2 separate regions of the Homo sapiens genome follow, and region 1 is linked to region 2. Evidence: read pairs that join two places in POLR2A ChIA-PET (ENCODE). Cell type or tissue: GM12878. All regions are shown on one strand. Links, peaks and the distances in the headings refer to the core of each region. The heading gives the core; the rest is flanking DNA. Region 1 has its middle 100 kb from the start of BMP2. Region 2 has its middle 160 kb from the start of BMP2.

The links. ChIA-PET counts read pairs that join two places held together with the same protein. Peaks named below come from ENCODE experiments on the same cell type or tissue, not always from the same donor. Only the 100,000 strongest peaks of a DNase experiment are listed, where the experiment ranks them.
Region 1: POLR2A ChIA-PET joins it to region 2 with 7 read pairs; 2 of 35 experiments call an interaction of 5 or more read pairs at or near these places.

Annotation. Positions count from the first base shown.
Region 1 is chr20:6,863,164-6,878,563 of GRCh38, forward strand. No RefSeq gene overlaps it. Among named protein-coding and RNA genes, the nearest start is that of BMP2, 100 kb to the left of the region's middle. RefSeq lists an enhancer at 5,927-6,427. In GM12878, for the core only: no CTCF peak of the experiment used is centred there; a DNase peak (open chromatin) is centred at 7,636.
Region 2 is chr20:6,918,090-6,933,489 of GRCh38, forward strand. No RefSeq gene overlaps it. Among named protein-coding and RNA genes, the nearest start is that of BMP2, 160 kb to the left of the region's middle. In GM12878, for the core only: no CTCF peak of the experiment used is centred there; no DNase peak of the experiment used is centred there.

The sequences.
Region 1 (15,400 bases), core at 6,190-8,689, 54 kb before region 2:
TATTCTGTCTGACTTGGAATGACGTTTCTAATATATCTGGGTTTTCTTGTTTACTTTCAAAGAAGCACATAGATTCCTGCTTTTCTGGAAAATTTCTGATTATAAATGTTTGTAATATTTGTACAATATTATCGGACTATGCTACCAGAATTTGATTTCAAAAATAAGATAGCTACAGTAACTCTAGTTACCACAACATAGCTATGTCATGGTCTACATTAATTAGACATCCTTTAAAACTGTTTGTACTCATTCCTCCACCTTCCTGTTCTGTGCTCTCAAAACAACTTTCCAATCATTCCTTCAGTGTTCAGGAAGGTGATGCTCCAGAGAAGGAATGCAGTTAGAAAGCCCCCTGTAAATGATCAATTTGTGTTCTAGTGCAAAGCACTGTTTTCTGAAAGCTGGGTTTCCCCTCAACATTCCAGACTTGCTCAGATGAGACCTCACTCACTGTGGAAGCCGGAGTTAAAAGTGACTTGGAATTATAGGTTAAGGAAAGAGGTAGATCCTTTTTCTATCTTAAGTTTCCATCTGAAGGATAGTCCTGATACTTGTTCCACGTAAGCCAAAAAAAGAGTCTCCAGGTAACAAGATCTTCCCTGGGACAAGCGAAAGTTAAGGCAACAAAGCATGAGGTTTTGGTTGTTGTTTTTGTGAGTTTTCTGTTTGTTTGCTGGCTTGTTTTTTCCAAGGGTTCATTGGCTCTAGGCAGCCCAGCTTTCATTTAAGGAAAGGTTCGTGGGCGTCTTGTGGCCTCCACTCCACATGCCTCTGCACTATGTCTATGACTTGCAAAAACAACCGTGTGGGATGCTAATTCAGTCTTTGGTTTCTTTTTCATATCAAATACTGCCAACTTGGCCTTAAATATGTGCCAGATGCACGATGGTTTTATGATGTGATACCGTTAGGAAGTCTGGGCTGAGTATAGCTGGATGTGAGCTGGCTTCTGCTACTGGAGCGGTTCCTGCCGCTGATGACTCCAGCACAAGCTTGAGAGCTTGATGGCTTTGCTGGGTACCTTGGCAAATAGTGCCTGGCAGTGGATGGTCATTGAGTCCCTGGTGAGAACTGCAGGTTCTCTTTTCTCTGATGTCCAGATTTCTGAGTCCTATGAGAACTTGCATGGTGCTTTTCTGGGAAAGGAATGAAAAGCCTCACCATCGTGTAGCACACAGTGTCAAAATCTTGTCACAAATATCCCAGGTACTACCTCCTGATATGCATACCTAGGGCACTCTTGCCTTTCCAATTAATATTTTAAGGAAGTTTTCATTGATGATGGGCCCAGAAACTCAAACATATTTAACTTTGAGTTAAAATTAAACACCAAAGGAATGAGAGAGATACCCAGTTGAAAAAATAACTGGAAAGTTTAGGGAGATTATTTGATCTAAAATGACTCCTTTGGAGAGTAAAACCTATGGTCAGAGTTCTCAGTTCTTATGTACAAATTTTACAAGGGACGTAGTCCAAGCACTGTAAGTGCACATTATTTTTATTTGTGTATGTTTTCTCTTTTGTTTTTATTGCCTGCAATCAGGTGAAACAATGGTGGCAGTTCAGTGCTTTATTTCTGACTTTGACCAAACACAATCTCTTTTATGCCAAACTGTGATCAGAGATTTATTACCAAGCAGTGTGAAAAAATTGGACACTTAGAAAACGAATCGATGTTATGATTCAATGAAATTCTTAACATTTTTAAGTCTTGAAAATCCAAGGATAACTTATGTGCAGGTTCTGTTGGTCACTGTGGAGACGTAAATATTTTATTTGTGAAATCTGTTTGCTTACTTTGCAAGTATTCAGGGTGCAGTAGGTTGTGCCAGAATATTTAGTGGTACTGATAATAGTAACTACAGATGGAGAAAATCATAGAGGACGGTGGTGATATGTCTTAGACATCATTTCCATAATATTTACAAAAAGCAGAGCAACGAAAGGGCTTTCTACTTGAATCAAAATGATGTACCAAAGACCAATCTGTTTTCAGGATGTGGCAGGCAGCGACTCCCATTTCCTGTAATAGGGTCAAAACCTCTTGCTAACAGGCTATCTTCTCCCACACCTCCGTGGCTCCAAAAAGATATATAACCTTTGCTGCCCAGAATCTTACTTAGTAAGGGGTATATGAAGGTCATGCACTTGTATACTTGGTGTAAAAATAAAAAATATAATCCATTTCCTTTATTTTCTCCTTCGTATTTATAAACATATCCTAGGGCAGAGCTGTGCAACAGAACTTTCTTCGGTGATGGAAATGATCTAAATTTGGCTAATATGGTAGCCACTGGCAACATGTGGCTATTTGAGTGCTTGAAATGTGGCTAGCGTGAGGAAAGAACTGCATTTTAAATTTTATTTAATTTAAACTGATGCATATGACTAATGGCTGCTGTATCGGACAGTGCAGCCCTTGATTAGAGCTTAATTTTCTCAGTGAGGATTGGCTTGAGAAAAACACCACTAACGAGCCCTTCCTAAATAACAGCACAGGTAAAATAAAATTGAACAGATGTTTAGATTTTCCTGAATTCAGCTTAGGCAAGATTTCATAGGATCATAGTTTCAACTCTAATGGCTCCAGGGAAAATCATTGATTTTATCAAAAACAAACAAAAAAGAAGCTCTGATACCACTTTCTAAAATGTTTAAACAAAAATGCATGATTTGATAAATAAATCTATCACTTGGATCTTTAAGATTTTCTTCTTCTCAAATACATTAATGTTCATCTGTCAGGTTCAGGGTTAATTTGGAGGCCTCTTATCTTTGTCCTAAACTATCTCCTTCAAAATCCTATGTGACAAGATTTTCAGTGGAGATATTTTTTTTTTCTATGTTTTCATGCTTTGCATTCATCTTCTTTTAAATCATTAAGAGGTAGGGAAGAAGGCATGAAATTACTATCATAAATACATGCTGCAGTTGGCTTTGCTTCGCAGATCTGAGGAGAGCAAAGGTTTGGCTTCTGTGTGATCCAAGATGATTGCTATCGTTCCAAACAGTATATCACCCAAAGAAAGCTTTCTATTCCCAAATGAGTGATTTTTATTGTATTTGTCTATTGATTTATTTATTTTTATGTATTTAGGGGGGTAAAAGTACAGGTTTCTCACATGCATATATTGCATAATGGTGAAGTCTAGGCTTTTTGTGTACCCATTACCCGAATAGTGCATTGTACCCAATAGGTAGTTTTTCAAACCTCACCCACCTTCACCCTCCCAGGCTCCATAGTCTCCAGTGTCTATTATTCCACTCTGTATGAGCATGTATATCCACTGTTTGGTTCTCATTTATACATAAGAACATGTGATATTTGACTTTCTGTGTGAGTTATTTCATTGAGGACAATGGCCTTCAGTTCCATGTTGCTGCAAAAGTTGTGATTTCCTTCTTTTTTATTGCTGAATAGTATTCCATGGTGTGTATATATGTATATGCTACATTTTCTTTATCTAGTCCTCCATTGATAGACATTTAGGTTGCTTTCATATGTTTACTTTTGTGGATAGTGCTGTGAAAAACATAGGAGAGCAGGTATCCTTTTTATATAATGATTTACTTCTGTCTGGGTCTATATCCAGTAGTGGGATTGCTGGATTGAATGGTAGTTCTATTTTTAGTTCTTTCAGAAATCTCCACGTTATTTTCTATAAAGGTTGTACTAACTTACATTCCTACCAACGGTGTAAATGTTCCCTTTTCTCTGACTCCTTGCCAACATCTGTTGTTTTTAGGCTTTTTAATAGCCATTCTGACTGGTGTGAGATGGTATCTCATTGTGGTTTTGATTTACATTCCTCTGACTAGCGATGTTGAACAATTTTCATATATTTCTTGGCCACTTGTATGTCTTCTTTTGGAAAACATCTGTTCATGTCATTTTTCCTAGTTTTTAATGGGGTTATTTGTTTTTTTCTTGTTGACTTAAAGTTCTTTGTAGATTCTGGATATTAGCCTTTGTTGGATGCATAATTGCAATTTTTTTCCATTCTGTAGGTTGTCTGTTTCCAAATGAGGGGTTTTAAAACATGTAGACTAGCAGTCACCAAGGTGAAATGTTTTTTAAAAGGATCATAATATAAAAAATGACACCAAGGCATAGAGTTTAAGAGATATCAAGTATGTGTGAGCAAGGGTACATGAAATAAATAGTTTGACTTTCTGGGTACTGGTTTTATTTGCAGAATATGGAGTGTTACTGCACTCAAGGAACAGAACATCAAAATTTATAGGGGTCATTTCAGGCAGGTGTCTTGGGCCTTGCTAAGCTACTATAGCTAATTCGGGGAATCATGGAAAGATTTAGGCAGAGGGTTTGCAAGTCTGATTTGCATTTCAGATAAATCATACTCAAAGCTTGATGGTAATGAACTTGTGAAAGGGATATCCTTCAGGGTAACTTCAGCAGGACTTGGAAATTGACTGGATGTGAGGTACAATGCGAGTAAAGCAGAAGATAAAAAATAGAATTCAGTGTTCTCACTTGGGACTGGGCAGATATTGCTGTCAACAATTACAACTGGAACTGTTGTTGGGGAATAAACAAAACTGAGAGAAAGATAATGAGCTTAATGAACCCTTGGAATATATCCTTGGGAAACTATCCAGAAGACATTGAGATGTTTAAGTTGGGATTAGAGGAGCTATCTAGGCAGAAAGAGAAATTTAAGAATAATCTTCATTCTGGCAAGTCACTGTATATGGGCAGTGATGAGCTAGAATCATCAACTTGTAAAATAAGCCAAAGAAAAAGGAGCTCTTTAAGGAAACAGAGAAGAAATGGGAGGAGAAGAAGGAAAACAAATAGAAGTAAATAATCAAGAAATGAAGTAGTTTCTGGAAGGTCACTGAGGTAAACATACACTATATAGTGGGGACTGAAACTATCCTGTAGACATTGTGTTATATGTGACAAATACCTGCCTTCTATGGATCACTTCTCTTACTCATTTGCTCCTCTCTGTGCTATATTCCTGCATATTCTCCCACACATCCTTCAAAACTCAACATAGAGGCATTCTCCCCTGCAGGCAAGCTTTCCTGCCTCAGTGTCTCACCCAGCCAAGCTACATGAGTTGTTTTTCCATTTGACCCTATTTCTCCAGTGCCATCCTATGTTATTGCAGGGATAGTACCTACATGCCAGCCTCCCTCTCTGTACTGCAAGCTTTTCAGGGTTATTGTGGGGGACTGATTTGCACTAGGGATTACACATTTCATGTGTCCCTGTATTCACTCCTTTAGTAGTGTCCCTTCCACACTTGGACTTGACTATGTGTCTTCTTTTGGCCAATGGAATGATACAAAGTTGATTTCAGCAGAGGCTTGAAAGTGTTTGTGCATTTTGAGTTTCTTAGACTCCTGCTACCACAGGCAGATATGTCTGGGCTAACCTGATGGTGGAAGAGAGATTACTTCAAGCAGAACCAAGTCATCCTCACCAAAGCTATTCTAGACTAGCCAGCCCCTAGCTGACACAAAAGCTGAATTCATGAGCATTACGTTTTGGAGTGGTTTTCTACACAGCAATAATGATACAATTAGGAATCACGCCTTATACATCTTTTTAATTTCTAGCACATTAACCCAGTACTTAACATCCACTGGGTGTTCCATCAATATATGTTGAACTGAAAAGCCTAGAAGAGATAGAATGAAAGTTCCAATCTATTGCAAAGCATTTTTCTTTCCTCTCTTTCTACTAAACATTATGGCTATACCCCAAGGTTCCCACTAACTTTTACCTCTGAGATTTTAGGAGCTAAGACTGCAGGGGTGGTTGTGGGAAATCCAGCATGCGCAGTGTGGTTTGAAATCCACAGACAAGGGGCGATGGCTTCCTTCCTTGGCCCACTGCCCTACGCGCGGTGAGCAGAGCAGCCAAGCCAGAGTGGCAGCCGCAGTGTGGGAGCCCAGCTCTGCTGCCATAAATTACCCAGGGGCAGGAAGGAGCAGTGAGAGTCAGCGGTTTCAGCTACCTAGTAGTTCATTTTTGTTCTTGTTTTTCAGTTAGCAATCTGTAAAATTTATTGCAAAATTAAGCTCCCTGCTCCAGAGTCAATAATATTCCTGGTGCCAGGTGGTGTAATAATTCACCGAAAGGGCAGAAGTTGGAGGGAATAAGACTGATTTAGGAAGTAGACTTCCAAGCCCTATTGCTGCTGCCTATTCCCTGCTGCTAAAGGTCAGGTAAGTAGAGGGCTAAGGTTACAGCCTCCTGATATCCTTGGAGGGCTAGAATTTCTATTGGGTTTGAAATTGAAAACAAAAACTGTTTCTATTGCATGATGGATTCCTTTTATCCTTCCCACCTCTGTTTCCATTTTAGCATAAAAATAGAAACGTTCACTTTCATATTTTGTTTCTGGCTTTGCAAGGAAGAGGTACTGTAGAAAATATGGCCATGTGCAAGCTTCCTGCAGTGCTTTCTAATACCCTAACATCAATGTCTCTGAACTGGAGGGGCTATTGGAGATCTCTCTAATCCAAATTCTTCATTTACAGATGCAAACATCCAGTCTGGGAGTAATTAATGATTGTTCAGTTTCTGTCCAGACACTTACTTGAGGCTAAACACTAAATCTCATTCCCAGGTTATATGCCAACTGCTTCACTGGACATTCTGCCCCTGAAAGGACTTCAATTTTTCTTTGCTCTTTCTTGATTATGTACAGTATCTTTAAAAAATTATCTCTCCCTCTCCTATTATTTCTTAAAGAGTCTTAATTATGGGCCTGATTATCTAAAAGGACTATGAAGCCACATTTTCATTCCAGATGCAAGGGACAAACTGTTACCATCAACTAGCTTGTATTTAATTATCTTTACAAGTTAATTCCCTAATAGACAATTGAAATGCCGTATTTGGCTATTCCCTATGTCTCTTTCTTGAAATGCCTACAGAATCATCTTTGCAACCTGGGATGCAAGTTTGGTATTTCTTGGGACAATTAGCAGTTGGGAATTACACTCTACAAGTTAAATGTGTATGAAATTCAACATCACCATCTGCTCTTTTAGAAAATTTAGATGGAATTTCTTCATTTCACATCCTCAGTTCTTTATTGGTGTTGGAGCCTTAGCCACTAGCTCAGTGCTAGCTATAAAGCTCAGATTAGAAGAAATTGCTTTGATGTTTTCAAAGTCAAGAAAGAATTTTACACCTCTCTGAGTAGCCCTTGACTGCAGGTGAGGAATGTACCTCTGGAGAGGTACCATTAGAGCTAATTGTATATGACCTGATTGATCCATCAGAGCTCTTAGAGTTTCTAATTGAATTTGCTTTTGTCTTCATAAAATGAAGATTTGATTTAGTTGTAAGTTGTGGACTGGAGGAGCTGGCTGCATTCCTTATCTGATCACACGGATACAGTTGATATGATGATCAGAAGTGGGCTGCATAAATCCACCCTTGTCACCCAATTCCTCCCCTGTTACCCGTGTAAATCAAGGATAGCTCCGAGAAGCTCATTCTCCATCTAGGAGGGAATGCCAGTTTCACCTCTTAGAAGCTGAGGCTTTTCTCCAGTTATTAGCATCGGGGTGAGAAGGGGCCTAGAAACCAGAACATTGTGAAACTTTTGTAACCTGACCTGAAACTGGGCAGGAGGAGCTTGGCTTCAGGCTTCACCAAGACCTTGAAACTCAGCCCAAGCTGATTAAAACTTGAGAGTGTGAGTCTTTTCAAGTGCACTAATTGTGTTATGTTGTGGATAGAAACCATGAAAAACCGATGTTTTGAAAGTCTCCATCTTCGGAGAATTTTACTTCTAAGCTAATTAAACATCTGTTTCATCCTGAGATTTGGATCAAAACTCGAATAAAAAGTTGGAAAACAAATTAAATAGTCATAGTTAAGCCGTCAATAAAACAGATACACACACTAGAGACATTTATTCTGATGCAGCAAAATTAAATGCCCAAACGGAACATCATCTTTTCAATTCTCTCTACCAGTATGTTCAAAATATAACTAAATGATTTTTTTAATTCCATAAGATACTGACTGTCTATATCAAGTTGTCTTAACATGGGAATTGTCTGTACTCAAAAAACTTTATTTAATCTAATATCTCCCGTGTATATACACACACTCACACATACACACACAAACACGCACACGCACACACACGTACACAAATATATGTGTGTATATATGGTGAGCACTCTATGATTTCCCATTGGAAGCAAAATTAAATCTAGTTTAAAATGTTATTTAAAATTTTGTGTTCAGCTAGGTGCTGTGGCTCACGCCTGTAATCCCAGCACTTTGGGAGGCCAAGGTGGGTGGATCACTTGAGGAGAGGAGTTCGAGATCAACCTGGGCAACATGGTGAAACCCCATTTCTACTAAAAATGCAAAATAGAAAAAACAGATTTAAAAAATTTTGTATTCTATTGTCCTTATCACTTCACACACACAGATACACTTCATTTGTCTACCCACCATGCATCCTTGTCCTTACACTTGAAAGTGTCAGCCTTTCAGAATCTACTGTATACAATCAAGAGAAGAAAGTCATCGCTTCCTCAACTAGCCCTCAAATCACATAACAACAAATGGTCTGCAATTGATTTTATGTGGAGCAGATGTATAGACAGTATATAATGTTGTGGTGAAAGGTGTATATACTTTGAAACTGGACAGCCTGAGCTCAAATTTCTACTCTCCCACTTATTAGCTGTATGACCTCAGGCAAGTCATTTAAACTGTTTGAGCCCCAGTTGGCTCATCTATAAAGTGGGGTAACAATTCCACCCATCTCAAGGGATGTGGATGAAACGAATCAATCTACACAAAGTTCTTGAAATAGTGCCAGGGTGATATTACACTTACATAAGCAACATGCACGTGTTTCTCCCTTAATACCCTAAATGTCTTAGTAATCACATATTTGTGAATCCAAATGGTTGTTCATGCAGTAGATAATTTTTCGTTAATGCAAGATATACCTAATTAACGTGCTCCAAGTGGAACTTGTTTGGTATCCACGTGCCGCCGTCCCCTTGAAATCAAGGGTATTTTCCTTGTAGTTAAGAGCGCTTCTGCTTGTAAAGCATATGCCACGAAGCCCCTGTATACCAATTTAGAGATTTTAAAGATAGTTTTTGTGTGTGTGTTTGCTTTTGCTTTTGTTCTGGTTTGTATCAACATTTATTCTTCTTATCATCGCAAAGGAGAACGAAGGCTGGCTAACCTGATGGAATGGTTTAGTTAGGAAATGAACGGACATCACCTGGTTTGAGCTGACTCTTGTCTCTGGCATCTGTTCATCTTTCACACACCTCTTAAAATAGTAAAATGTTATTTTTCTAGGGTCATTCTCATTGGGAAAAGCTTTAAAAGATCCACTTGAAAGTTAATTGTACACAGGGTGATAAGGCTTTCCTGGTTCAGGGATTTGTTTCAAATTAAGCTATAAATCAGTAAGTGTGCTGCATTCCCTGGTTCTCTTTATGATCCTGAGGGGGACTGCACCATTCTTTAATTTGAACCTTAAATGAAAGGGAAGGAGAAGGGGAAGTGAAAGGAAAACTAAGCCTTAAGATTTTAAGGAAACCCATCTATCTATCTAGGCTCTATTCTCCAGTCTTTCCCTAAGACAGGTAAACTCTGATGAAGTCACCTCTCTGTTAGGCAATAGACTGGATAAATTCCCGCATTTCCATGTCATGTGACTTTTATTCTTTCCCATAATACAAGGAGGATAGATGATCTCCTAGCCCCTTTTTGCTGTATTAACTTTTAGATTTTGACCAAAACATGTTTTTCTTCTTGTAGGGATCATGGCTACATTGTTGCCTCCATTTTGGAGTTTCTCCTCTGTAAACCCAAATATAATTGTCTCTGTCCTTATTTCAATAACCTTTGGTAATCTCATCAATTTATCAGATGGTAACTCCAAGAATAATTGCAGTATATGCCAAAGGAATTCAAAATAAGAGCAGATTAATCCTTGTTTGCATTCCCTTCTACAGCATGAGCTAGCAACTTCTCATCCGGAAGGTACCAAACCATCAGTAGGTGTGGGAGAGCCAGTTATTACTAATGATGGCTCAGGAAAAGACCACTTACATGCATAAGGAAAGATAAAAATAGAGTGTAAAAAGAAAGTACTTTAAAAGGGTTCATAATGTCTCCCCTCCAACAAATGTCCTTTCTAAAATGTCTTAACCTTTCCCATCTGCCTCTGTTTTGTGGGTCCTCCTTTCTCAGAAGCCAGAGAGAAATTCCCAGTGGCTGCTGATGTGTTATCTTTAGGAATGGAAGGTTATCGTATAACATGCATTTTCACTGCTTGAATCTTAATTTCCTGCAAGCTGCCCCATCTATGAGTCAAAATAATCTAAGTGTGGAAGACGTTTATAGAACGTCCTCTGGCTTATTCCTCATCACTGAGTGGGTCATTGATGGTGTGACTCTAGCATTGAAACCAGGGCATTTTTGAGAGTGAGAGGAAAAGCCACTAATAATTATCTAGAATAGCAGAAACTGGAATGATCCTACACTAATTGGGATGAATTATTAAGGAATAACTGGGCAATAAATAAAAACTTATTCAGTGATTGAGTTTTAAAAAGAAATGAAGAAATCAAAGTAGGAGTTTCTTTTTACTATTATATTTAGAAACTGTGCTGTGTGCTTTGTATCTATTAACTCATTATAATACCTGTATTAAATGGGTGTCATTCCCATTTTATGGATTAGAAAACCAAGGCTCTAGGAAGTACAGTCATTTGCTCAAGGATACAATGTATTATATGTTGGGGAAAGCATTGAATTAGAATGCTTGAATTGAATTAGCATTGAACTAGAAATTCTGTAAATTTCTAATTTACAGAAATTAGAAATTATCAAAGGAACTAACCAAAAATGAATAAATAAATGATTGAGGGAATATGCAAATAAATGATTGAATAAAAAAAATAATGTTTAAAAACCCAGCAAATCTCGGCCGGGCACGGTGGCTCATGCCTGTAATCCCAACACTTTGGGAGGGCCAGGCAGGCGGATCACAAGGTCAGGAGATCGAGACCATCCTGGCTAACATGGTGAAACCATGTCTCTACTAAAAATACAAAAAAAAATTAGCCGGGTGTGGTGGCGGGCGCCTGTAGTCCCAGCTACTCTGGAGGCTGAGGCAGCAGAATGACGTGAACCCAGGAGGTGGAGCCTGGGCGACACAGCGAGACTCCGTCTAAAAAAAAAAGTCCAGCAAATCTTACTCATGAGATGAGGAGAATCCTGTACATATGACCATTTAGGCTTGCAGAAATCTGCCAATTTAAAAATACTCATAGCTAATTTACATTACCTGCTCTTATTTTACTTTTACTACATCATAAAGATGATAGCGAATTCCAGCAAGTAAGAAAGTTAAAGCTCAGGACTATTGTTATGGCAATTTCTCCAAATGGAGGAAAAAAAAAAATATATATATATATATATATACACACACATATATATATATACACACACACACACACACACACACACACACATACCTTCCTAGTTATACATGGAATAGTTTAAAAGAGCTTTTATACTTTTACCTGCTAATTTCACTCATGATAAAGTATTTTAAGGAAATAAAGCTGGGCTTTGGCACCCCTTGCATAGGCCAGTAGTTAGATGCAGGCTGCTCTGGGGAGGGGTTGATGTTTTGGGCTGGAGCCTTTCCTCAGCCAAGGGCAATCCCCAGAAAGAAACCCAGGCTAATGTATGACCTTTAGCAAGTTACTTTATCCTGTTTGGTTCTCTGCTTTCTCATATTAAAATGAGGGTTAATAATTACCATCTTATTTACTATGCATGGTTGTTATGAGAATCAATAAAATGTCACTGTATCTCAAAATACCTCAAAATATAAAACATGAAATACGAGAGATGTTGCTGTCAGTCCTATTGCTCTGAACAAATTAGAAACTCAAGTTGGGCTGTCTCTGAGACCTGATCTTTTAAAAGCAGGTCTTTCAGCAATATAGTCTGCCTTTGAAAAGGTTCATAAAAGTCAACTGTGTTTAGTGTATTTCTTCTCTTTATGTTCTCTTCTATTTCAGAGTTGTTTATTTATTTTTTATTTTTTAGAGAGACAGGGTCTCACTATGTCACCCAGGCTGGAGTGCAGTGGCGAGATCATGGCTCACTGCAGCCTTGACCTCCCAGACTCAAGCGATCCTCCCACCTCAGCCTCCTAAGTAGCTGGGATTATAGGCATGAGCCACAGCACCAGGACTATTTCAGGGTTTTTGAGTTCAGAAAGTTGGTTTCTGCAATCCCCAGATTGCTCTTCACTGTTTCCAGTGACTTTTGAATAGACACTTTGATTTTTCATCTTTAAGAACTCCCTGTTATCTTCAAAATGATACATTTTAATGACCACTAATTCTTGTTTTATGGATGCATTATTCTTAGAGATACAATTAGATTACAGATTCAAGGTGTTTGAGATTTTCTCCCTTTCTTGCACTATGTTTTATGAAGTGATAACTCTTCTACTTTCTCAGGTAGATCCTTTTCTTGTAAGTCTGATTTGCTTAGTTTGTTCTATGAATATATAACAATTTACTTCTCCATTCTACTCTTGGTGAACTTTTAAGATTTTTTTCCAGTTTGGGACTACTACAGTAATGCTGGGATGGCTATTTTTTTTTTTTTTAACATTTATTCTGGTTCATATAAGCTAGCTTGTCTTGGTTATATTTTAAAAAGTGGAATTACGAGGTCATGTGTATGCACATCTTCAACTTTCCTTGATAATGCTCAACTGTTTTCCAAACCAGTTGCACCATATCACGGTCATACCAGTAGTGCAGGTCTTCAATTGTTAGACGTTGTAGCAGATGTTGCCGATGCCCCCTATACCTGGCACTCACCATTTTCATGCATGACCAACTCAAAAGCTTCCAACTACAAACACCTGCAACTGTTTGCCTGAGGGCTTTTCAGCTCACAAGTGGAACAGAAATTAACCTTTTCCCCACCTGGCCCTGGAAGTTGCCCTAAAAAAATTCCTAACTGGCCAGGGTCGGTGGCTCATGCCTGTAATCCCAGCAGTTTGGGAGACAGAGGCGGGTGGATCATGTGGTCAAGAGTTCAAGACCAGCCTGGCCAAGATGGTGAAACCCCATCTCTACTAAAAATACAAAATTAGCCGGGTGTGGTGGTGCATTCCTGTAGTCCCAGCTACTCAGGAGGCTGAGGCAGAAGAATTGCTTGAACCCGGGAGGCAGAGGTTTCAGTGAGCCGAGATGGTGCCACTGCACTCCAGCCTGGGTGACAGAGTGAGATTCCATCTCAAAAAAAAAAAAAATTCCTAACCATAATGATGCATAATTCCAGCTCCCCTTTCCCTTCCCACAAGTGAGAAAGCTCTGAGGTGTATTCACCAACTCCTGGTATTTTTAGGAGATAAAGCTCTACTTGCTCACAGTGATAACTCACTCTGTAGTGATCTTTTATTTGGCTTTCATCTGTTTGTCTCACTCCCCCATTTTCATGTTAGTGTTTCCTGGTATCATTTTCCAAATAAACTATTTGCACTTGAATCCTTCACTGATACTTCTCAATGTGTACAGGTTGAGCCTCCCTCCTGTCATCCCACGCAGCCTTGTGGCCTTACTCTTATGATAACATTCCTCACCCTCCATTGTATTCCAGAGTGTGAGCTCCATGAGGGCAGACACTTGAAGTGACACGTGAGTTTTAATTGTGGCTTCCTTTCTTCGTGGTTCTCTTGATTTTTCCCTCACCTGTGTTCATACCTTGTTTTCAGGCTTATTTCCCTAATAGTGACAGATTTGCATATTAAACTCTGAACATTAAGCCATGAAGAAAGCATAGGTTGTTCTGTCAAATCCTTAAAAAATATTACAGACCCCGAGACTGTAACTGTAGCAGCGCTTCCCAAACTTCTGGCTACTGTCTACGCCAGGCAGGGGGAAGGGAACCATCACCAGGAAGACAAGTACCACATTCGTAGTTATAGAAATATCCACATTCTCTCAAGTCAGAAACACACAATGGACAAGACCATGCTCCCTCTTTCTGAAACAAATATCCAGCAGGTGGTTTGCACTTGAAAACTTTTATTAAAATGTTGCTGGGGTGAGAATATATCATTATTTGTCCTGGAAAACTCCTCATCTTTGATTTTGGCCATTCAGTTCCTTCTTTGGGAAGTCTCATCTCTTCATGGGACCTTTCCTGATTTCATCAAATCATATAATGAAATAAAACATATATTGCCCTCATTTTCAGTATTCCTTACTTTTACATTTAGGATCTTTACTATATCATTCTTTGTAATGTTATTAGATCAACAAGACATGATCTCTCGCAATGTTTTCAGCTCTAAAGCTTTACATGACTATTTTGTGTGTGAGTTATCCTTATGTTTTCTATTGAAGTCCATAGCACATTGAAAGTTAGTCTGATAGATACTTGCCCTCATTCCAGGCACCTCCTGTGTTATGCCTATAGCATATGCTAAATTAAATTCATTAAATCAAAGAAATAAAATATTTCACTGGAATAGAAAAATTTGCTCTAAAACAATCACTACCTAGATAGGACTTTGAGATCTACTGTCTCATCTCCATCCAAATTATATGCTCAGCCTTATCTCTTCCCGCTAATTATACCCCCTCTTGACCTGTAAATGATGGGAATGACTCACTGACCTTTGCTGAACTGGTTTTAAGTTTCTCTCCTGTTTGAAAATCTAATGCATTGAGTGTTTTCCTGCTATAAGTTCCTAGAGGGCTGTGCCAAGGTCTCTCCTTTGAGTTACAATGTACCTAGCATAATATTAAGCCCAATTTGGTTCATAAGAATTGGTTTGTGATTATATGGTTATTTTTTATGTATATGGTGTGATTATATAGTGTGACTCTGAACAAAGTCACATAAAGTGGAAGTACATAATATAAAGGAATGCACCCTCAAAAAACCCCCTGCATTAACGCAAACCTCGTGTAAAAGAACAGAAATACAGAGGGTGCTAACATAGGATAATGAAAATGTACCTCAATAGTTTGAAAGCATAAACAAATTCTTCCTCTTTTAAATATCTGATATATGTACACACGTATACTATCACTGGACAAAAACAAAAATTATATTCAGAGATGAATTTTTTTATGCTTAGAAAAAGTTAGCTGACTTTTAAACCTCATTCTTGAGAATCTTCCATTTCAAATTGGAAAGATTTATGTGTTTTTATTAAAGTTTTTAAATACTTCAGAATAATAAATAGCATTTTTTGAGATTGATTTAATCTTTCTCATTTTTACTCCCATAGCAACAAGACTGTTGAGTTGCACTAGTCATCACTTTTCTCCCCTTGCCCAGCAGACCTCTCCTAAATTACTCTGAGTGGATTTT
Region 2 (15,400 bases), core at 5,551-8,050:
GTTCTGTGTCCAGAGCTAAACACCTGCATAGCAATTTAAAAATGTGGAGAAAGGAAGAAAGAAAAAAACATAGTTTACACTAGACAGGGGCATCTAGGGCAGCACCAAAACAAAATCCTGGCCAGGTGCGGTGGCTCACACCTGTAATCCCAGCACTTTGGGAGGCCGAGGCGGGCAGATCACTTGAGGTCAGGAGTTTGAGACCAGCCTGGCCAACATGGTGAAACCCCGTCTCTACTAAAAATACAAAATACAGCCGGGCGTGTTGGCGAGTGCCTTAATCCCAGCTACTCAGGAGGCTGAGGCACAAGAATCACTTAAACCTGGGTGGCAGAGGTTGCAGTGAGCCGAGATCGCGCCACTGCACTCCAGCCTGGGTGGCAGAGTGAAACTGTCTCAAAAGAAAAAAGAAAAAAAGCAACAACCCCACAAAAAGTCTCACAGCAAAACAAAAAACAAAAAACAACAGCCTTCTCACGTTTTCTTCCCTCTTTTTGGACAATTTTTTTTTCTGGTGCCAATACCCAAGCTGCTTTTCCTTTTTTTTTTTTTTTTTTCAGCAGTGTTAGAAATGTAGTTTTACATATATTCTAGAAGATACTCACGCATTTCAATGTTACTTTCCATAGGAGGAACTTGTAGGCAAAGCTCCTGTGCCATTGATTGAGCCCTTTTTCCAAACTGTCACACACTCACAACTTTTCCTGCCTAAGTCTTTGCTGATGACTGTAAAGTCATAATAAAAGGCCAGCTTGCCATGGAGATTGCTATTATCTGTGGGAGAAGTTGGTTTATTTGCAAGACTATAGAAGAGTCTATGAACTTAGATGGGAAAATAATATTTCTTTATATTTCCTAAGCTTTTGTTGAAATGTACCATTTCCATCAATTATAAATATGGACAGTAAACCCATGGTAATATCAGTACTCTGCCATGTATTACGATACAGTGGTATTGTCAGTAGGGGCTAGAGGTATAAACTGACAGCTACTGTGTATGCTAAATTTCCAGCTGTGAACCACATTGACTTTGGGAGTTAATAGTTGAAGTAAAGTGTATGTAATGAGACATCATGTTTTTCCAGAGTTTCTGTTAAAATAGTCTCATCAGAGTAATATTGAGAGGAAGAGGCCCTGTCAGAAAGAGTTATTTTTTGCTTCTATGATATCTTTTGATTCTGCAAGGTGGTGGAAAGGAGAAAGCAAGGAGGAAAGTGGGAAGAAAATGTGGGCAGTGAACTTTACGGGGCCTGGGGGACAGACACAGACTTTAGTCAAAGATAGCTAGATTTAAATCTCAGCTCTGCAACTTTCCTGTGTGATCTTTGGCATGTAGCTTAACTTCTCTGAACTACCAGTTCTTCATTTGTAAAATGAACATAATAGTGGTATCCACTTAAAGAGTTATCATAAGAATTTGATAAGCTAAGCATGGTGGCTCACACCTGTAATCCCAGCACTTTGGGAGGCCAAAGTGGGCAGATCACTTGAGGTCAGGAATTCGAAACCTGCCTGGCCAACCTGGTGAAACCCCATCTCTACTAAAATAAATAAATAAATAAATACAAAATACAAAAATTAGCTGAGCATGGTGGCTCACACCTGTAATCCCAGCTACTCGGGAGGTTGAGGCAGGAGAAATCACTTGAATCTGAGAGGCAGAGGTTGCAGTGAGCTGAGATTGTGCCACTGCACTCCAGCCTGGGCGACAGAGTGAGACTCATCTCAAAAAAAAAAAAAAAAAAAGACAGAATTTGATGGCATATAATGCATTAAGACATTTGTCACAGTGCATGGTACCATGTAATAGGAACTTAATAGAGGGCAGCTTCTGGAAGGCTGCTGCTGTGACCAGATGAGTATGTCAGCTGAGCTGTCAGAAGTGACAAGACTACGAGCAGCTGCTGTTTTGACACGTCTGCTATGTTTGTCTCTGTGATCAACCAGCAATCCTGTCCCACTGGGGAGGGGTGTTCTTGGCATTGGTCTGCCAACAGCCTGTCCTCCTTCCTTTACTCTTAATAATCTTGGTTTTTTTTTTTTTTTGAATTAAGTAACTGACTGTGTCAGTTTTGCTAACTGAAAAATCAGGGTCTTAATAATAGTTAGCATTTACCTGCCTCACATGCTGGATTAATCAGCGTGCTTGTGAAGTCACAAATTTCTTAAAGTCGAGATAGTGACTCTGCTACTCCCGTAATGAGGGTGTGAGCACTGAGGTAAGTGTATATATACAGATTCATATCTGTACTTGAGCTTTTGTTCATATGTAGTTAATGTTTTAAATGGGATAATTGTTTGACTGATAAATAAGATAATTCATGTGAAAGTCTTTGTAAACAGCTAAGCATTAGTAAAAGCCAAACTTCATACTTATTAAAGTTGTGCCCGAAATAAAAATCATGTAACAGCTGGAAAATTACCAGCTATCAAGGAAGAAGTCAAGTCCCTGGGGAGTAAAAGGGGCTAGGAGAACCCTAAGCTTTAGACCTGGTTGATCACTAAATAACCAGGGAAGTTACTGCTCCATTTATAATCTTATCTTCCTCTTCTGTAGAATAAAAATACTGTAGGCTTGGCCTATGTTTCAGCCTTCTTGAGAATCATTCTCGGAGAATGATGCTAAAAAGTGCTTGATGAAAAGTATGGTAGGTGAAATTTTGGGATGGTCCTCTACATATTTCCTGCTTCTTCCCATAGTTGGTAATATAAATCTCATTCATAAAATAACACTATTTTTAAATCGATTTAGTTCTTAGTAAGGACCTTTTTAAAAAAGTTCAGTGAGTGGTTAAAAACCCTCATAATGGTCTCTAGCCTCCTGCCGTTTGGACCTGGACTAACTTAAAAATGATGCCTGCCTTGCTTCTAATTACCTGTGTGTTTATTGCAACTAATAAATGTATTTTATACAAGTTATTATTTTACAGCTTAGATTTAGCTGCTTATTTGTTTAGAAAAAAGTTTGATAACAACAAAAAGCATAGCTCATCTCCTCATGGACTGGGGCATTCATCTGCTTTGAATGTGGAGACAGAAACCTTATAGACAGTTTCAATTTGTCTTACATTTATTGTGTACACAACTGACTGGTCTAGACACTATGAAGACAACAGAGGGGGTAAGATATAGTTCTGCCTTTAGGAGTAAAATGATCAATCATTCTCTAAAAGACTGTCCGTTTGCCAAACAGCAAAAAGAAACCAACTGGTTGCTAAATACGTGATTTTCATTTGCCTCATATCTGCACTGGCGTCCAACACGGAAGCAGTAAGTATGTATCCACGTGTGCAGAATGATTCGCCCAGGGCTAGTTTAACAATGGCTATTATTCACAATAATAAGCTAGTTTGCATTGACACTCCTAATTCAAAGTGATGTCGCGCCTGCTTTCAAAATAGGTCAGCTTGATAGCTTATTGGCGTAGTCACCCTTGGGAAATCACAAAGAGATAGCTCTTTACCAAATTAGTGGCTGATATCCAGGCTTGGTTTGAAAACTGTGCTTTGAGGGAGACTTGTTTCTTGTGCTTGACCAGAAAAGCACAGAAACACTGAATTATAATGTACAGCTTTTAAATCCAAGATTTGGCTATACATTTAGGATAGTTTATGCAAAACTGGCAGAGGTTGGTTTCTAGCTTTTTTTAGTTTCTAGGTTTGATCATTTCCCTCTGGTTAGTGTGGAGAGAACTAAAGCCTTCTGTTCTGAACAAACAACCACAACCCAAATAGGCCAAGAGACTAGGAAAATACCAGGACAAGTGAAATGAGGAGTGTCCTTTAGGGCAGCCAAGCTGAGGCACAGAGCTTAAAACCAATGCTAGGGCATGCCCGAGAGATTTCTTAAGAGGGCTGATGGCACTTCTTTTTGAAGCTGTAAAGTAGTGGCTGTTTACATTAAGGCAGAAAAAATGTCAAATACTATACAGCTGTGTCTGTCATGCTCTTCTGCTATTTTTTCCTCTGTGTACCATTTTGGTAACAGTTTCTTCATTTTTCCCTGGGGACCCATTTCTTTCCTATTTTCAGATCCTGAAGTTTGGATGGGACTTACAGCCTCTCTTTGCTTCCACCACCACCAGTGATAGTCACATGGCCCATACTTGACCAATCAGAACACTGTATCCCCAGCCAGAATGATTAGTTTGGAGTATGCTCCTGGTGTACCATACAATCAGAGAGCCTCATTCCCAGGGCTTCTGCTAGAGATTTTAGGGAAGAGGTGCTCTGTTCTTTCTAGATTAGATGTACCAGCAGTATGTAAACCTAACATTCCTGGAGACCATCTTTGTCACCACATAAAGGGATCTCCTCTGAGAACGACAACAATCCAGAGGAAAATAGAATTGAGAGATGGTGAGGGGTATACTCCTGATAACACCAATTGAGTTATATTAAAAGGGGATCTAAGTTCAGCTTTGCCTAAACCCTCAGATCCAGTTAACTGATTTTTCTCTTTGCATAGATTAGTTTGGGTTATGTTTCTGTTGCTTGCAATGAAGAGTGCTTTGAATAATATGTGGTCTTTTATAAAGCCTATGTGTCAGTCATCTACTGCCATGATAATGCTGCATAACAAAATACTTAAAAAAAAACAACCTCAGGGACATCCAACAATAGTCATTTCTTTCTTTCTTATTTATTTATTTTCTTTCCAATTTTTATTTTAGGTTCAAGGGGTACACATGCAGGTTTGTTACATGGGTAAAGTCTTTCTTTTTAGTGTATTCATGAGGTAGTTGAGATTGGGTTTGTCCATGTTGGGTTTAGCTAGAGTAGGTTCCTAGCTTCACGTTGTTCAAGTGTACTCCGTGTGTCTCTTATCCCTTTTGAACAAGTGGTTATTTGGGGCATGTTATAATTTTCATGGTGACTGAAAGCAATGCCAGACAGCAATCCCAATTATACAAGCACAGCTCAAGCCTCTTCCTCTGTCGTGTTCACTAACATCCCATTGGACAAAGCAAGTAACTTGGTTAAGTTCAGCATCAAGGGAGTGGAGAATGGCACTCTTTCCACGAATATGGGGGAAAGGGAGTGAATATTTGATGAACAATAATCTACCACATCCTAAACTTAACCAAAGGAAATAAGGACTAGGCATTATAGAATCATGGAATTCTAAATCTGCTATAAATATAGTAACAAACAGTATGAAATATTTTAAATACGTTAATGTAACAAAAGGCTATTTTTTAAGAACTGAGATATGTGTATTCCTGAAAGATTCAAGTTCTGTTTCAAATATTAATGATGTTGAAATTTGTTTGTTTGTTTGTTTGTTTGTTTTGAGACAGAGTCTCGCTCTGTCGCCCAGGCTGGAGTGCAGTGGCGCGATCTTGGCTCACTGCAAGCTGTGCCTCCTGGGTTCACGCCATTCTCCAGCCTCAGCTTCCCACGTAGCTGCGATTACAGGCACCCGCCACCACGCCCGCCCGGCTAATTTTTTGTATTTTTAGTAGAGACGGGATTTCACCGTGTTAGCCAGGATGGTCTCAATCTCCTGACCTCGTGATCCGCCCACCTCAGCCTCCCAAATTGCTGGGATGACAGGCATGAGCCACAGCGCCCAGCCTTGAAATTAGTTTTGAAATAAGTAGAATATTTTATGGCTGCCTCCTTCTGGCTAAGGGATTACTTCAGTGATATAGTTATCAACTGATATAGACATTCAATAGCAATTTGTGTAAGTTGATTTTGAAATTCAAAATCTTATATCTTATATCAAACATTGTACAAATATCATGAACTATACAGGGAGTGTAAGATTAAAGGAGAATAGCTGAGTGTGGTGGCTTGTGCCAGTAATTCCAGCTACTCAGGAGACGGAGGCAAGAGGATCACATGAGCCCAGGCATTTGAGACCAGCCTGGGCAACATAGTGAGACCCCATCTCTACAAAAATAAAATTAGAAAACATAGCTGGCCGTGGTAGCATGCACCTGTATTTCCAGCTACTTAGGAGGCTGAGGGGAGAGGATCGCTTGAGCATAGCAGTTCAAGGCTGCAATGAGCTGTGACCACACCACTGCACTCCAGCCTGGATGACAGAGAAAGACTGTCTCTTAAAAAATATAAAGGAGAGGCCGGGCACGGTGGCTCAGGCCTGTAATCCCAGCACTTTGGGAGGCTGAGGCGGGTGGATCACAAGGTCAAGAGATCGAGACCATTCTGGCTAACACTGTGAAACCCCATCTCTATTAAAAATACAAAAAATTAGCTGGGCACGGTGGTGGGTGCCTGTAGTCCCAGCCACTCGGGAGGCTGAGGCAAGAGAATGGCGTGAACCCGGGAGGCGGAGCTTGCGGTGAGCCGAGATTGCGCCACTGCACTCCAGCCTGGGCGACAGAGCAAGACTCTGTCTCAAAAATAAAACAAAATAAAATAAAATAAAAGAGAATATCTGAAGGCATAATGATAATGCCTGTCATTCTTTTGGGTGCCTCCTATGTTTCAGGTACTGTGCTAACGAACCTCAGTGATATTAAATAATGTGGTCAAATTCCCACATTCTGGTAAAAGCCAGAGAAAGGACATCTACCTGAGGATGTCTTGTGTCAAAGCTTGGGCTCTGGCTTCACTACGTTGTAGGAAGTTTAAGTTAGACAATAAGGATGAGTTGACAGCTTACTAATGGCAGGTATGTCTTCTCAATTCTAGAAAATGCTGCATTGATAAAGAAAACCATGTTCCAGTCTTGCTTTAAAGCAGGAGGTTGAACTAGGTGAAGAGAGACTGGTTAAAGAATACAACTAAGGAATCAGCTGGTACAATGATGCAAAGTACAGGACCTTGTGAGGCTCCCCTGGGAGTTTTCTGTCTTGCACTATGGGTAAAACAATTGTCCTGACAATTCATTATGAGGAGTTAATGTAACATGCATGAAAAGATTTTTCATATAGCATGTGGCTGAGGGAGCACAGTTGTTATAAAGTTCAATTCAAAAACAAAAACCAGACTAGCTCTCTGTCCTGGTGATTCTATTACCAACCTGTCTAAAACAGAGGCTGAATTTGGTAATCTCTTGAAATCACTTGTGACCCTTCACTTCTCGGGTTGTTTTGATTTGGGGACTTTTCTATCCACTTGAAGAAAATATCTTTTAAAGGGTCATACTGTCCCCGGTTTTGTTTGAGTTCCAACAGTGAGTACTAGGCTGCCTAAATGATCACAGCTGGGCAGTAAAAATTCCTGAGAAAGCAGAAACATTAAGTTTCAAATTCCACTTGAATTAATGTATCTGGAGGTAAGGTTTTATAGTTAAAATATTTGGATGGAAAACACAATTTTTTTAAATCTTTCCTTTGAATCAAGGTAACATCACATTGAGGGTTGAGCGTAAAGTAGCTGGAGGCAGTAACGTAGTCCACCCCCTCTCAAGAAAATGAAACCAGTGAAAAATGTCTTCTTAGGTTTTGTTATGTCTCTGTTTGACTATCTAACAGTTTACAAGTGATAATGTGGATGATGGCTGTGATAATATCTTTAACACAGTTAATATAAGAATATGATTCTGTTTATAAGGCACTTTTCAAACAAGGTAAGCACAACTTGAAAGTAATTGTATGGGAGGGCTGACTCCAGACACGTGGAGGCACGATTCTTAATTCTAATTTCAGCCTGGAGACAATTAGATTTAAAGCAACCAGGAAAAGTGCCCACTTTTCCTGGGTTGTGAAGGGGAAAGAAAACTTGATATATTTTTGTGAATCTCCTCCTCCTCTTCTACTCTTAGGATGGGAGGGTAGCTTCATTGCTAGGGAAGGTTCTGTGCAAACACACAATGCTGGGAATAATCAAAAGCCCAGAAAACTGAGTCAGGTACCTGCCTCTGGCAAAATTCTGAGTGAATAGATGGGTGCCCTGAGTGGTAGCAAGCAAGTGATCTGTCAGAACATGAAATGAGAGGAATTTCGAAGTTATGGCCTTGCCCAGATAATATTATGCCTCCCACTTCTGAAGGTTTCAGTCTAAGAACCCAGAAAAAGAACACTGTTTTACTCCTGAGAGATCTGCTCAGAGTAACGTGGGTCAGAAGAACTATTTTGAGTTTCATAGTCAGAGTGGCATGACCCAGCCAAGTTGTTATTTTTGTGACTCTTGCAACTCATTGCCCTCTTCTTTAATTTTTTTTTTTAATTTGAGGAAATAAAGGTGATGAGTTGAATCAGTGGTTTTAAAATTGTAAGCCTTGGAGCTCTTGTAGTCCTTAGAAACCTCAGATGATCTCAACAACCACTAAAGTCCATCACCGGTTTGGCAGACAAGTAGGGCAAGGAGGAAGAACTCTGTTCTCTCCCCTTCCAATTCACTGCATACAGGACTTAAAACCTAGACGATGGGTTGATAAGTGCAGCAAACTACCGTGGCACATGTGTACCTATGTAACCTACACATTCTGCACTTGTATCCTGGAACTTAAAGTTTAAACAAAAAGAATATTTTCCTAAGTTTAGGTTTGGGTGTACGACTCTGAACGACAACTTCTGTACTTATCTTTTTTACTAGTCAGCGTACTTGACCTTAAAGCTTGCTCCTCTCTAATTCCACCATCCTGGGTGATCCTGAGCACCAGAACCAGGTTCAGAGTTTAGTCATTCTCAGAAGAAACACAATTCAGCATTATAAGTATCACCTTAGGCCTTAGGAATATAAAGAACAAAAGATGATCCCTGCCCTCAAGGCTTTTATGGTTGAATGAGGAAAATACAGGCAAACCTATCATTATACTGCAACAATGTGATTGATTAAAGGGAGGCCAATGTCAAGGAGACAGGGAATGTAGAGGGTGGATTGCTTAGTCCAGCTGAGAGAGTGAGATGAAGCTTCAAAGAGAAGGAGGGCTTTGACAGTTTAAGAGAGGATGTATGGCCGGGCGCGGTGGCTCACGCCTTTAATCCCAGGACTTTGGGAGGCCAAGGCGGGCGGATCACGAGGTCAGGAGATCGAGACCATCCTGGCTAACACAGTGAAACCCCGTCTCTACTAAAAATACAAAAAATTAGCCGGTCGTGGTGGTGGGCGTCTGTAGTCCCAGCTACTCGGGAGGCTGAGGCGGGAGAATGGCGTGAACCCGGGAGGCGGAGCTTGCAGTGAGCCGAGATGGTGCCACTGCACTCCAGCCTGGGCGACAGAGCGAGACTCCGTCTCAAAAAAAAAAAAAAAAAAAAAAAAAGCGGATGTATGATTTTAAAATATAATTCAGATCGTGTGAGTCCTCTGCTTGAAATACTCCAAGGGCTTTCCCATTGGATACAGAATGAAATCCAAGTCCTCGTGTCGTTAGAAGGTGGATATGATGTGGCCTGCTGCCTTTCTCAGACATCTGCTTCATCCTTTTTGGCTCTTCCATTCTCATTATCCTCTCCTCTTCATCCCTCAACAATCTATTCTCATGTTCAGCTTGTGGCTTTTATTTTTGCCATTCCCTTTGGCTGAAATGCTTTCCCCCCAGTCTTCAGTGATGTGTCTTCCTAATCACTCTGGAGTCAGAATAAATGCAGTAGCCACTTCAATATTTCCAGTTTTCCTTCTTCTGGATACAAGCGAGGGATCAGAACTTGCCTGCCGTTTTTTTTTTTTTTTTTTTTTTTTTTTTTTTTTTTTTTGAGACAGAGTCTCGCTCTGTCACCCAGGCTGAAGTGCAGTGGCTCAATCTCGGCTCACTGCAAGCTCCGCCTCCCGGGTTCACGCCATTCTCCTGCCTCAACCTCCCGAGTAGCTGGTACTACAGGCGCCCGCCACCACGCCAGGCTAATTTTTTGTATTTTTAGTAGAGACGGGGTTTCACCATGTTAGCCAGGATGGTCTCCATCTCCTGACCTCACGATCTGCCCACCTCGGCCTCCCAAAGTGCTGGGATTACAGGCGTGAGCCACCACGCAGGCCCTTGCCTGCCTTTTGATGTTAGGGAAGACTAATCAGGTGGGTTGCTTTGGCCAATGAAATATCAGTGAAAGTTACATGTGCAACTTCCTGGCAGAAGCATTTCCTTTCCAGTGGGAGGGTCTATGAAGTTTCCTTCTTCTGATATGGAGACTCTAGAAGTCTGTGCTAACATGGAAGAACAATGCTGAGCCATCACGCAGTGGTTAAGCCACTGCGGAGCCTCCTGGATTCACAGACGTCTTTGCCTAAATGCGAAAGGAATGTTCATTGACCTTAGCCATTGAAGTTTTAGGGTTTGTTTGTTATTACACTATAACCTAACCTAGTCTGACTGATAAATATTCTTTTGAACTCCCAGTCTTAAAGTAGACATCCTGCTTTACTCCTGCTTTGCTACAAATTATATTTATTTTTTACATTGCACTTCCGTGAAATTATGCTGTTCGAATGTTTATTTGTGATCTGTCTTCCCCCATGAAAATATAAACATCACGAAAGCAGGTATCTTACATGTCTTGTTCCATATTTGTCGTGTGTCTGGCACAAAGTAGGCATGTTGTGCACCAATGCAGAACACAAAGTGTATCTGTGCCACATGGGACCCGGTGTCTAACCTTTGGAGAAAGAAAACATATTTAGAAAGGCAAGCATTAGAATGCTCCCATCAATGGGCCCCCCAAATTAGGAAAACATGTATAAGGAACATAAGTTATTTATGTAATATTTCTCAATCTCAATTTTTTAAGTCTTAGACTCTAAAATCTAACAATATGAAAGAATATGGGGTTTATCCTAAAATATTATTGAGTATTTATTGGTAACAAAGTTAGATACAAATTTTTTGCTGAGTTTACAATGCACATTTCCAATATTATAGTGAATATCAGTGTTTTCTTGTCGTTTGTTTAAAAAGTGAGCTTTATTAAAGGTTACTACTCTATGTAGTGTGGCAGAGAGACTATGATGGTGACAGGGTCTTACATGGTTTTCCTTTAAGATCTGAGAATCAAAATGATATCTTTTATTACCAATACATTTCTTAAAAAATGTATTGCATATAAGAACAATAAAAACACAAAAGTGGAAAAGTTGAGAAGTTCAATTGGGAAAATTATTGATTATAAATAATTTCAAAAAATAACTGGACAAACTCTAAACATAGGAGAAATTTTAAGAAGTGTTAAATTGTCTATATGACAAAGAAATGGAAATTGTGTTGAAATAATTTGTTCAAATGTTATTGAATTGCTCATTTTTCTAAAACTACAATGGCCCTTTGAAGCCTATAGAATCTGTTAACATCTTTAGTACTTTTGATGCAATACAAATGGTTTCCAATAAATAAGCTTTAGTTTATTTCTCAACAGTAAGTTTTGATTGAAGATCTTAAAGATGACATTTCCCTCTTAGGAAGCTGTGCTGGAGTTGTTAACTTTGAACTTATCTAACTTTACAAGCTGAGCTCTTTTTAGATTTAGATAATTGTCTTGCATTTGGGTGCTTACATCCTAAGGTACTACCTCCTTCCACCTATATAAGGAAATTTTGAGGCTGGGGGCAGTGGCTCATGCCTGTAATTCCCACACTTTCATAGGAGGATTGCTTGAGGCCAGGAGTTTGAGACCTGCCTGGGCAACACAGCAAGACTCCATCTCTACAAAAATTTTTAAAAATTAGCCAGACATGGTAGTGCATGTCTGTGGTCCCGGCTACTCAGGAGGCTGAGGTGGGAGGATCACTTGAACCCAGGAGTTCAAGGCAGCAGTGAGCTAGGATTGCACCACTGCACTCCAGCCTGGGCAGCAGAGCAAGACCCTGTCTCTTAAAAAAAAAGTTGACATGATTAAAACCTTATAGAATCAATACAATTAAATCATTTGCATTATTGCCCAGGAAATGCTCAATATTATCAACATGATTCTCTTAACAGGAAATTTTAGCACAAAACCTAGGATCAAGCAGGAAGTTACTTCACTTTTCATAATTGCAAGCATTGCTAAGTGAATTCCTTTGTTCCAATACAAACTTTGGACATCTTTGGCATGTCTTTCCTTCATGTCCTCATCTCAGATGCCACAAGGAGATGTACAACATGGCATATTTTCAGTCCTCTGTGGTGAGCATTCAGCACTGGTTGTGTTTGCATCCACACAACGGCAATAAACTATGGGAACTATCTCTACTTGACGTATCTGATTTCTACACTAGTGGGAATTCCAATCTTTCTTTCCATCAGAAGCTTAAAACACTGTTGAATGGATGAAATTATCCTCAGGCACCATGAGATATCCAACAGCATAGGGAAGGTACATGGACACGTTGGACAGAAGTGGATTTCGTGTTGAACTCAAAGCCAGAGGTCAAACTACTACTATTCTTTTGTAAAGTAGGATTCTTTATGTGATGGTGCTGTTTTCCTTTAAGATGATCTTTGCAGCACATGATAGAGAGGAGAAATCCTGCCCAAGGGAAGTTAGACTATAAGTACTTCACAAGGGAGTATCTACCCGTATATGTGGGTAATTATACAGGCTGTGCAGAGTGTAGGCAGATTATTTCATGAGAATATTGCCTTGTTTGTGAAAGCAGGAATGGATGTTCACTGAGGTAACCTGGCAACCAAAGAGATAAAGTAGGGGTGCACGGTAGTTATGGTGGCCAAAGGCATTGTCTTCTCAGACACATTTTCCCAGGCTCTGTCACCTTTTCTGGAGGTGCCCCAAAGCCACTACTGAAGGGGTAGGCCTAGGCAGATATGTTCAGACCAGATGACGACCTTGCTTCAATGACTAACGTTATTTGGAGCAAGGGCCCATAATCCAAGCTGAGCCCCTCATATTCTCATTTTAAATTGGAACTAAGATACATAGAAAATAAGGCAGTGAATGTTAGATGCTGTCAGGTGCTATCCAGCTCCATGGGACCTCACCATTGTGGAGCACCATGGATGGATTTCCCAAAGCTGAGTGTTTTCTCTGGTAACCAAAGACATCATTGCACATGACCATGGCAAGTCAGAAGTACCAGAAATTGATATTCCTAGGAAGAGCTCTTCAGCAATGACTTACAGAAGTTGGGATGTAAACACCTCAGTTTCTTTGCCTCTTGCCTGGGATAACTCTGAGGCATGTGTTTTGTACCAATTTCCAGAGTTTCTCGGCAAGATGAAGTTCCACTTGCCCACAGAGGTAACTGGCTTGATCATACACATTGTATTTATTGCCTTCTCTTTCCTGTTTTACTTCCCAACATCCTGGTCAGTATTTCCTGGGATTACCTCTCAAATAAAATGCTTGTACTCAGATTCCTGTCTCAGAATCCACTTTTAAGGAATCAAAAATTATGACAAAACAATAGGTCAGGTAGATTTAAGGTCAGTTGGGTCATAGCAACCCAAAGCGTCATATGTTCAAGTTAAAGTTGTGAGGGGAAATAAAATTTGTTAAAAACCCTTGAACTAGCTTACATAACAGATAATGGAGAGGTGAGTAGAGGGTAGAGATGAGAGACCATACCATAAAAAGAGAGAGCCAACCAGTAGGCCAGAGATACTGCCTGGTAACTTTCTAGCATTTGTGTTTCGTGAGATTACAAATAGGTTTTCTTCTTGAGATAGTGTAAAGTGTATCTGCTTCTTGCTATCTAAATATCCCTGGTTGAGACAAAAGTCAATCTTCTTGAGACAGTATGAAGTGTATCTGCTTCTTGTTATCTAAATATCCCTGGTTGAGACAAAAGTCAAAAATCAACTAAGCTGGAAGTTTGAGGGTCAAAAAAAGCTATTTGTAAGGAATTGCTAGTATACAGCCCATTGGTTGGGTGGCAGAAGAGTACAAAACACCAGTGAAGATGGCTTAATAGGGGAGGACCAAAGGCCTGACAGAATTGGCACAGGAGGTGAGAAAATTAAGCTGTGAGAAGAAAAAGCATGTTTTGTCTATTAACCTGTGATATTATGGTGAAGAAGAAGCCTCAAAGTGCTTGGAAAAGAAGCACTTATTGATATTCTCCGAGCGTAAGTCAAAAGTGGACTTAAAGATGCCAAGTAAAAATCCCTGCCAGGCTCAGTGGCTCATGCCTGTAATCCCAGCACTTTGGGAGGCTGAGTGAGGAGGATCACTTGAGGCCAGAAGTTTGAGACCAGTCTGGGCTACATAGTGAGATCCCATCTCTGCAAAAAGTTTAAAAATTAGCCAGATGTGGTGCCGGTGCACCTATGGTCCCAGCTACCTGGGAACTGACGTGGGAAGATCACTTGAGCCTGGGAGGTCGAGGCTGTAGTAAGCAGTGATAACACCACTGCACTCTAGCCTGGGCAACAGAGTGAGACCCCATCTCAAAACAAATCCTCATGCCACATGGAATCTATACTGGCTATCTTTTCATTTCTTGCCTTTCAGTTTCTACATGGAGTGGGATTGTGCAGCATTCTGAGTTCTGTTTTACTGGTTTTGTTTTTTAAACAAACACTCACATTCTCAGCCTAATGAGAAGGAACATTAAGCAGATAGAGATAGAAGCTAGGGTGGAACGGGACAAACCACTGGTCCTCCAGGGTGAAGCTGGAGCAACACTGAGTGCTAAACAAAAGTTACTAATTCAATGAGTTTCGGAAATGATTGGGAAGGAATTACTGGAGACTCTAGATTACAGCTTTTGAAAAATCAGCTATCAGTAAAAAATTAGTAGCAACCTTGGGGATTCTCATGAATCTAATCAATACTTGAATTAAATAACAAAATTGAAAGACATTTGAGGAAAAGGATAGATAAAGGACCATGTTTTGAGAAAAGCACAGATAAATAAAAGATGGAGAACCTTCTTGGTAAAGTTCTGTAATAGATCTTTCCTAAAAAGTAAAAATTTTTTTCCTCGTTAAAACTTTTTCAAGTGCTTTGGCCTGTGACATTCTCCCTCCCCCTCACACCCACACTCATTGAAATTTACTTTTTTTTTCAACATTTGTCCAAGGACAATGTTATGTAAATTTCTCTTTAGAATACACAAATGGGATTTTAAAACTCTTCAAAGGGAATTGAATGAAAAGGGTCTCAGTAAATAGCACTATTGGTCTGTTATCAGAGGGACACAGAGAAAAAAAAGAGAGAGACAAGGACTGTCATTAGTATCTGATGGCAGTTAGCCCAATGTCACAGGCAACCTTACCATGTCTTAAGAAGAATAAAAAACTCTTTCTTTTTTTAAATACAATTTTCATTTTGAAATAAGTATATATTCACCACGAGTTGCAAGAAAATGTACAGAGGGGTCTGCTGCACTCTTTTTCCAATATTAACATTTTGCATAACTATAGTCAATAATCAAAACCAGAAAATAGACATTTTTTCAGTTATACATGAACCCGTTTGTGTGTGTGGGTGTGTGTATGCATGAATGTGTCCTGTGCAATTTTATCATAATTTGTAGGTTTGTGTAACCACCACCAGATACGGAAGCTACCCCTTTATAGCCATTTTCCCCTTCATTCCAAACACCTGGCAACCACTAAT